Linked DNA regions of Homo sapiens: all the other regions are linked to region 1. Evidence: chromatin loops called from intact Hi-C (ENCODE). Cell type or tissue: CD14-positive monocyte. All regions are shown on one strand. Region 1 overlaps CD200R1 (CD200 receptor 1). Region 2 has its middle 29 kb from the start of CD200R1L. Region 3 overlaps CD200R1L-AS1 (CD200R1L antisense RNA 1).

Region 1 (2,500 bases):
ACCTTTAGGAAAAGGTAGCATTCATGGTAAGGTAACAAAATGGCAGAGAAAAAGAAAAGAAATTACTGAACACCTTAAAACTACATAAACACATACTGGTTGGAAAAATATTTCTTCCAAATCACTGAATTTTCTCAAATAATATCCTTTGAACACATTCAGGTTTCCCCTATGTTGGTAGAAAAAAAAAAACTTTATTAGATGCTTACTTCCCCTTCTAGCTAGGATCCCTTCTCCTTTCTTTGCTGCCTAACTTCTTGAATGAGTGGTCTGTGCCCACAGCCTCAATTTCCTTCCCACTCACTCCCTCCTCAATACCAGCAATCTCGCTGCTCCCACGTCTATCTACTCAAACTGCAATTTTCAAGGTCACCAGCCCTTTTATAGTCAAGCTTTTGGCCTCTTTTCAGTGCTGGTGTTCCTAAGTTGTTGATGGATTTTAACACAATTAACCACTTTCTTCTCCTTCTAAAACCCCTTTCCTAGCCTTCCCACTACACCCATGCATTCCCTTCTCTGTCTCTTTCCCTATCTTCACTGCCTCCTCTCATATATTTTCTACAAGCTATCTTTCTCCTTGGGCATCGTAATGTCAGTATTCACCAAAGTCTCAGCTGCTTTTTCTCTTTACACTTTCTCTCCTCTTGCTCCTTAACCCCTTGAACTTCAACTAGATCTCTATACAGGTGATTTCCTCTTGTTTTCACCACTCCAGTCATAGTTTAGCTCCCTCTGTCCTTCATTAAGCCTGTTTGACCTGCCTGGAATGTTTATCCCTCAACTCTTCTTACCTCGCTGTTTCTGTTCATCTTCATCTTAAACATCACTTCCTTGGAGGAGCCTAACTTGATCCTCAAACCAGATTAGACTCACCAGTTACACATTTCTATGTCACCCTATATTTATCCTTATGCACTTGCGCATTGTTTAATTATTTGCAGTAATTGATTTAATATCTATCTTTCCCACCAGATTTAAATTCCATGAGAGCAGGACCTATGTCTGTCTTGATCAAATGTCCACAGCATGAAGCACAGTGACTGATACATGACAGACACTCTAAATTACTGGCTGACAGAATAACCCACCCACATTTTTGCTTTGACTTATTTTTCCTAAGCAAGAATCTCAAACATTTAGCTGAAATTTGTCCCCACTTGAATACTTGCTGTCATTTCAAGTGTATCACATCTAAAAGACATAGATTTTTCTCCCACACACTTGCCCCATCCCTTTCCCCTCTAATTTTTGTACTATGAAGGTGTTCAAAACTCAGCTCACACCCCAGAAAGCTGTTTGATATGATTAGCAATCCCACATACACACTTGGGCTTTATTTGCCCCATGTATAAAATGAAAGATTTTTAATTTGAAGGTTCCTAAAGTACTTCCTTTGTGAAGGCTTTATACTTCTTAATAGTGTCATACATCTTCATTTCACAAATGAGGAAATTACTGTCAAAAGAAGTTAAGCAATTTCTAAAGATGAAACAGCTAGTGGTTAGAATTACATAACTGATCTTTAGACCCAACACAGAGTTATATTTGTATTTAGAAATTGGTATCTATTGGTATCTAAATTAGTGTCTAGAAATTTTACTAGAAATTATGGGAAAGAAGAACGAAATTTTACTGAGAAAAGTGAAATGTACCAAAACATTCAATGCATGGGTAACATTTAGAAAGCAAAAAAGCATAATAATATATTCAATCTTAACATCCAAGACAATATAACCACTAAGTCAATATTAGTTGTAAAAATACAATAATATTTTAAAATATGTATATTTGAAGAAAGTTTCACTTCTTTATGGGCCAGTGAGTTTCCACAGGTAAGAACTATAAATTGTGGACAAAATATAAAAACAACTACCTGAGGTTACTGGAAAGTGGAGGAAGCAGAAAAATTCTTGAAGGGTGTCAATGCTTGGAAGAAGGAAATAGGGGATCAGAGTTGTGGGTGTAGGTTCCCATTATTTCCCCATTTTTACCGATGTTAGTCCCAGAGAGGGCTGCAGATGATACCACATTAGGCAGCTACTCTAATGGAAAGCCCACAGTTTTCTGAAGAACCAGCAGGCAGATTTTAGGGCAACTTTACTCTCTGAAAAGTGACAGAGTCAGAGTAAAAGAGTTCCAAATTCTGCATACACTCTACCCATATCTCTGATGACTCTAAACCACACATTGCAGGTCACAGTCAAAGCAGATTAGCTACCAGTAAAAGAACTCAGATTTGAGATGCTGTCCAAGGGGTAGAGTTTGCAGTTTGGGTCCAACCAAGTAAAATATCAACACAGCAATATAACAGAATCTGTGCAACATTCAAAACCCAAATAAAACTATTTAATTTACAAAGAACCAAGAAAATGTGGCCTATGCTTAGGAGAAAATACATTAAGGGAGACTAACAACTTCAAGTTGACCCAGACACTCGCATTCTCAGACAAGAGTCTTACAGCAACATTCAGCTATGCTTAGTGACATAAAGAAATATATA
Region 2 (2,500 bases), 92 kb before region 1:
GCGGGCGGATCACCTGAAGTCAGGAGATCGAGTCCATAGTGAAAACCCCAACTCTACCAAAAATACAAAAATCAGCCAGGTATGGTGGCACATGCCTGTAATCCCAGCTACTCGGGCAGCTGAAGCAGGAGAATCACTTAAACTGGGGAGGCGAAGGTTACAGTCAGCCGAGATTGCACCACTGCACTCCAGCCTGGGCGACAGAATGAGATTCCATCTCAAAAAGAAAAAAAAAGAAAAAAAGAAAGTGGGACATTGAAGTCTCTAACTATTACCGTAGAACTGTTGATTTCTACTTTCATTTCTGGCAATTTTTGCTTCATATATTTTGATGCTCTGTAGTTAGTTGTGTATATTATCATTATATCATCTGTTGTATCCTCCAGATTGACTCTTTATCAATATGTAATGCACTTTTGTATTTTATAATAATTTTTACTTAAAGTTTATTTTGTCTGATATTGGTGTAGCCAACCTTGTGCTCTTTTGGTTTCTATTTACATGAATATCACTTCCCATCCTTTTACTTTCAACCTATGTGTCTTTAGATCTAAAGTTAGTCTCTCATAGGCAGTATATTGATGAATCATGTTTGTTTCCCCCTTTCTGCTAATCTTTGCCTTTTAATTGAAAGTTTAATCCATTTCCATATAACACAATAAAGAAGGACTAAACATTTTACCATTTGTTTTCTCTATGTCATTCATCTTTCTGTTCCTCAGTTCCTTATTAGTGCCTTCTTTTTTATTTGATTTTTCTAGTATAACGTTTGGTTTCTGTCTCATTTCTGTTTTGTATATATTTTGGTTATCTTCTTTGTGGTTATATTAGAGATTATAATTCAATCTATAAATTTATAACCACCTAGTTAAAAAGAAACTCTACCCTTCTACGATTTGAGCCTTTGGTGCTTTTCTCTTTAATTGCTATTGTCACAAATTACATCTTTAAATATGTGTGCCTATTTAACACAGATTCATAGTTGTTGTCTTATGAATGTGTCTTTTAAATCATATAGGGAAAAATTACAAATCAAAATAAAATAATACTGGCTTTTATATTTACCTATGTAGCTACCTTTACTGGCATTCCTTGTTTCTTCATATGGCTATGAGTTACTGTCTAGTGTTCTTTTATTTCAGTCTAAAGGATTTCCTTCAACATATCTTATAGGGCAGGTCTACAGAGAATAAACTCCCTCAGCTTTTGTTTATTTGGAAATGTCTTGATTTCTTCTTCCTTTTTGAAGGATACTTTTGTCAGATTGGAGATTATTGTTTACAATTTTTTTCAGCACTCTAAATATGTCATCCCACTACCTTCTGGGCTCTAAGGCTTCTGACGAGTAATTGGCCAATACTCTTATTAAGGAGCCCATGTATATGATGAGTCACTTCTTGCTGCTCTCAAAATTTTCTTTGGCTTTGTCTTTTGACAGTTTGATTGTAATGTGTGGATCTCTTTGAGTTTATCCTACTTGAAGTTCATTCAACTCTTGGGTGTGTAGATTAATGCCTTTCGTCCAACTTAGGGATTTTTCTTTTTTTTTTTTTTCTTTGCTGTTTTTGAGATGGACTCTTGCTCTGTCACCCAGGCTGGAGTGCAGTGGCGCAATCTCGGCTCACTGCAAACTTCACCTCCCAGGTTCAAGCAATTCTGCCTCAGTCCCCCAAGTAGCTGGGATTACAGGCACGTGCCACCATGCCCAGCTAATTTTTTGTATTTTTAGTAGAGATGGGATTTCACCATGCTGGCCAGGCTGGTCTCAAACTCCTGACCTCGTGATCCACCTGCCTTGGCCTTCCAAAGTGCTGAGATTACAGGTGTGAGCCACTACGCCTGGCCTAATTTAGGGATTTTTCAACCATTATTTCTTCAAATATTCTTTCTGCTTTCTCCCTCTCCTCTCCTCCTTGGACTCTCATTATACATAGTAGTATACTTGATAGTGTTTCACAAGCCTCTCTATTCATTTTACTTTATTCTTTTTTCTTTCTGGTCTTCAGACTGGATAATCTCATTGATCTATCTCAAGGTAGCTTTTTTTCTTCTTCTTACTGTTCAAATCTCCTGTTGAAACCCTATAGTAAATGTTTTATTTCAGTTTTTATATTTCTCAGCTCCATAATTTCCACTCAGTTTCTTTCTTACATTTTAATCTCTTTGTTGGTATTCTCTATTTGGTAAGATTGTGTTTGGGTTTTCTTTAGTTCTTTCCACATGGTTTTCCTTAGCTTTTGAGCTGGGGTGTAGGGGTTGGTAGCCAGGTATGTTAACATATGGTCAATAGATTGCAAAATTTTTCTCCCATTCTGTAGGTTGCCTGTTCACTCTGATGATAGTTTCTTTTGCTGTGCAGAAGCTCTTTAGTTGAATTAGATCCCATTTGTCAATTGCGGCTTTTGTTGCCATTGCTTTTGGTGTTTTAATCACAAAGTCTTTACCCATGCCTGTGTCCTGAATGGTATTGCCTAGGTTTTCTTCTAGGGTTTTTGTGGTT
Region 3 (2,500 bases), 150 kb before region 1:
AAACTGAAGAAGTCACAACTAAAAATGTTTTATCTGTGTGTTGGCCCCCCATGTCTTAAGGAGAAGAGACATTCTAGGGAGGAACACACCAATGTGTGCATGAGGAGCATTTGGAAACAGGTAGGATGGATAATAAGACTTTGGGTTTCTATGACACTTTTCACAAGGACATTTAGAAATGTATAAAGATTATTCCCCAAGCCCTCTCTTCAACTGGGTTAAGAGCAAGAATAATTTTCATGTTTTATCAAGAAAAACCAGAATAAGGAGAATTGTCTCTACTCTGCCAGCTTTACCCAGCTCAGAAACCAAGTCCCACCCTTCTGAGATTAGAGACATCGTCTGTCAGACTCACTGCCTCTCCCCAGCCTCTCTTTGGTTCTCTACTTTGTATAAACCAATGTTCTTGGCTCCTTATTTAATCTTAAAATCAATGTTGGGTGAATCAGTCAGAATATTTGGACATTCTGTTCAGAAAACATTGTAAATTGATCAAGATTTGCTTGTCCTGCAAAACTCTCCTGGCATTCTTAATAGCAGTCTTCTGTCCTCAGATGACCTCATGAAATGTAGAGTTTGTGTGAGGAGATGATATGGACAATTTCCCCATTGCCCTGAAAGAGACACACCCTGTTACACTACTTTGCCTTCATCCATGCTGTCCTCTCTTCCCAGCATGCCTTTCTTCCCTGCCTGCGTCCACCTTCAATGTTCTTATGTGCCTTCTAAAATTAAGTTTGACTACTATCATCCCCCTCATCAAGGCTTCACACACATACTTCATTTCTCCTTCTTAACAAAGCCCCAATTTTGTTCAAGTCCCACTCACTCCTCTCCCACAAGATGTGTGTCTGAAGAAAGGTGTTGATCTTAGTCCCATCTGCATGAAAGGACTAATCAACATAAGCAAAATCTCAGTCCCTTTGCCAGGGATTGGCTAAAGAATTGTCATACAGTCTTGGCCAATCAGACAGGAGGGAAAGCTTGTGAAGGGCTCTCAGTCCTCATTAGTAAGATGGGGACCAAGAAAGAGATGGTCAGCCCTCTTCCCCTAGTTGTGCCATGTCTGACTGTGGCCTTAGGGTGGCTGCCTTCCTCTCAGCAACAAGCCAAGTAGGCCAGCTGGCTTCTTAGTAACACTCCATGTTCACTTAACTCTGAGAGTCTCAGTTTCCTCTTTTTCAAAATGAGGAAGTTGACCTCAATTATCCGTAGCTTCCTTTTAACTTTAGAATACCACACATGCCTCTAAAAGATGATGGGGGAGGAGATATGGAGGAGGATCTAGGAAGTGAAGAAGGCCACTTAATTTCATCTGTAGCTCTAACCATCTGCTGCTATTAACATGAGCAAGCAGCTATTTGCATTTTATGACTGGGTGATCTCAACTCTCTAGTTTAAGAAACAAGTACTAATCTTGGTTTAACCACTAAAATATCCTCACATTTCCCCATTCCCCGAAGTGAATCTATTAATATCCCTTTATCTTGTTTGGTAAACAAAATGTTTTTTACTAACATTAAATGAAAAGGGTAGTACAATTCAAGTTTAGGAACCAAAAAGATTTTTTTCCCCTTAATTTCAAGTTAAACCATTTTATTCTCCTTCTGTAATTGTTCCAAAACCACCCAAGAAGACCTAAAGAATTTGTAAATGGAGAAGTATGGAAAAAAATTTTTTTTAATGCAGGATTACATTGCTTAAGGTTAGTAGGTCTTAGCTTGCTTCGAAATGTTAAGAGACTTAAGTTGAAGCACCATCTAGTGGCTCTCAATTGTGTTCTGCTAAAAATTGCTCCCAGTCTCCCTGTATTTAGGACCACAGTTAATTTGTTGGGCATGTATATCATTGACCCTGGAACAGCAAGTTGAAAGTGCACAGATCTACTTATATGTGGATTTCTTCCACTTCTGCGTCCCCTGAGACAGCAAAACCAACCTCTCTACTTCCTCCTCCTCTTCAGTCTACTCAATGTGAAGACAACAAGGATGAAGACCTTTATGATGATTTACTTCCGCTTAATAAATAGTACATACATTTTCTCTTCCTAATGATTTTCTTAATATTTTCTTTTCTCTAGCTTTCTTTATTGTAAGAATACAGTAAACAATACATATAACGTACAAACTATATATAAATCACTGTTTATGTTATCAGTAAGGCTTCTGGTCAACAGTAGGCTATTAGTAGTTAACGTTTTGGGGGAGTCAAAAGTTATATGCAAGTTTTCCACTGCATGGGGAGTTAGCACCCTTAACCCCCATGTTGTTCAAAGGTCAGCTCTATATGAACACATGAGAGGGTTCAGAAAAAAAAAGTGGAGTTTTTTTTATCTTTATATAGCAGTGGGAGGATGGGGGTAGTAGCTGTAGCTTTTTACTCTTTCAATCTAATCATGGCAGTGAGAATGGGATAAAGAAATTACGTGAATTCACATAAATCTCTTCTAGAAACAATAAAGTTCATCCAGTGGAAAAAAGAATTAATACAAATTTAATAC

Evidence for each region. A loop is a pair of places that touch in the nucleus more often than their neighbours do. Peaks named below come from ENCODE experiments on the same cell type or tissue, not always from the same donor. Only the 100,000 strongest peaks of a DNase experiment are listed, where the experiment ranks them.
Region 2: a loop joins it to region 1, with 2.3 times the contacts of the local background. A loop is called at or near these places in 3 of 110 quality-filtered maps.
Region 3: a loop joins it to region 1, with 4 times the contacts of the local background. A loop is called at or near these places in 19 of 110 quality-filtered maps.

The regions. Positions count from the first base shown.
Region 1 is chr3:112,966,576-112,969,075 of GRCh38, forward strand. The region is part of intron 1 of CD200R1 (CD200 receptor 1); the gene reads right to left. Among named protein-coding and RNA genes, the nearest start is that of CD200R1, 7.3 kb to the right of the region's middle. In CD14-positive monocyte, no CTCF peak of the experiment used is centred here; DNase peaks (open chromatin) are centred at 266 and 1,466; H3K4me3 peaks cover 2,307 bases; H3K27ac peaks cover 2,301 bases.
Region 2 is chr3:112,874,400-112,876,899 of GRCh38, forward strand. No RefSeq gene overlaps it. Among named protein-coding and RNA genes, the nearest start is that of CD200R1L, 29 kb to the left of the region's middle. In CD14-positive monocyte, no CTCF peak of the experiment used is centred here; a DNase peak (open chromatin) is centred at 1,362; H3K4me3 peaks cover 28 bases; H3K27ac peaks cover 169 bases.
Region 3 is chr3:112,812,700-112,815,199 of GRCh38, forward strand. It overlaps CD200R1L-AS1 (CD200R1L antisense RNA 1), which reads left to right. Exons shown (of 3, transcript NR_149027.1): 2 at 1,964-2,028. Among named protein-coding and RNA genes, the nearest start is that of CD200R1L-AS1, 11 kb to the left of the region's middle. In CD14-positive monocyte, no CTCF peak of the experiment used is centred here; DNase peaks (open chromatin) are centred at 1,162 and 1,912; H3K4me3 peaks cover 1,786 bases; H3K27ac peaks cover 2,328 bases.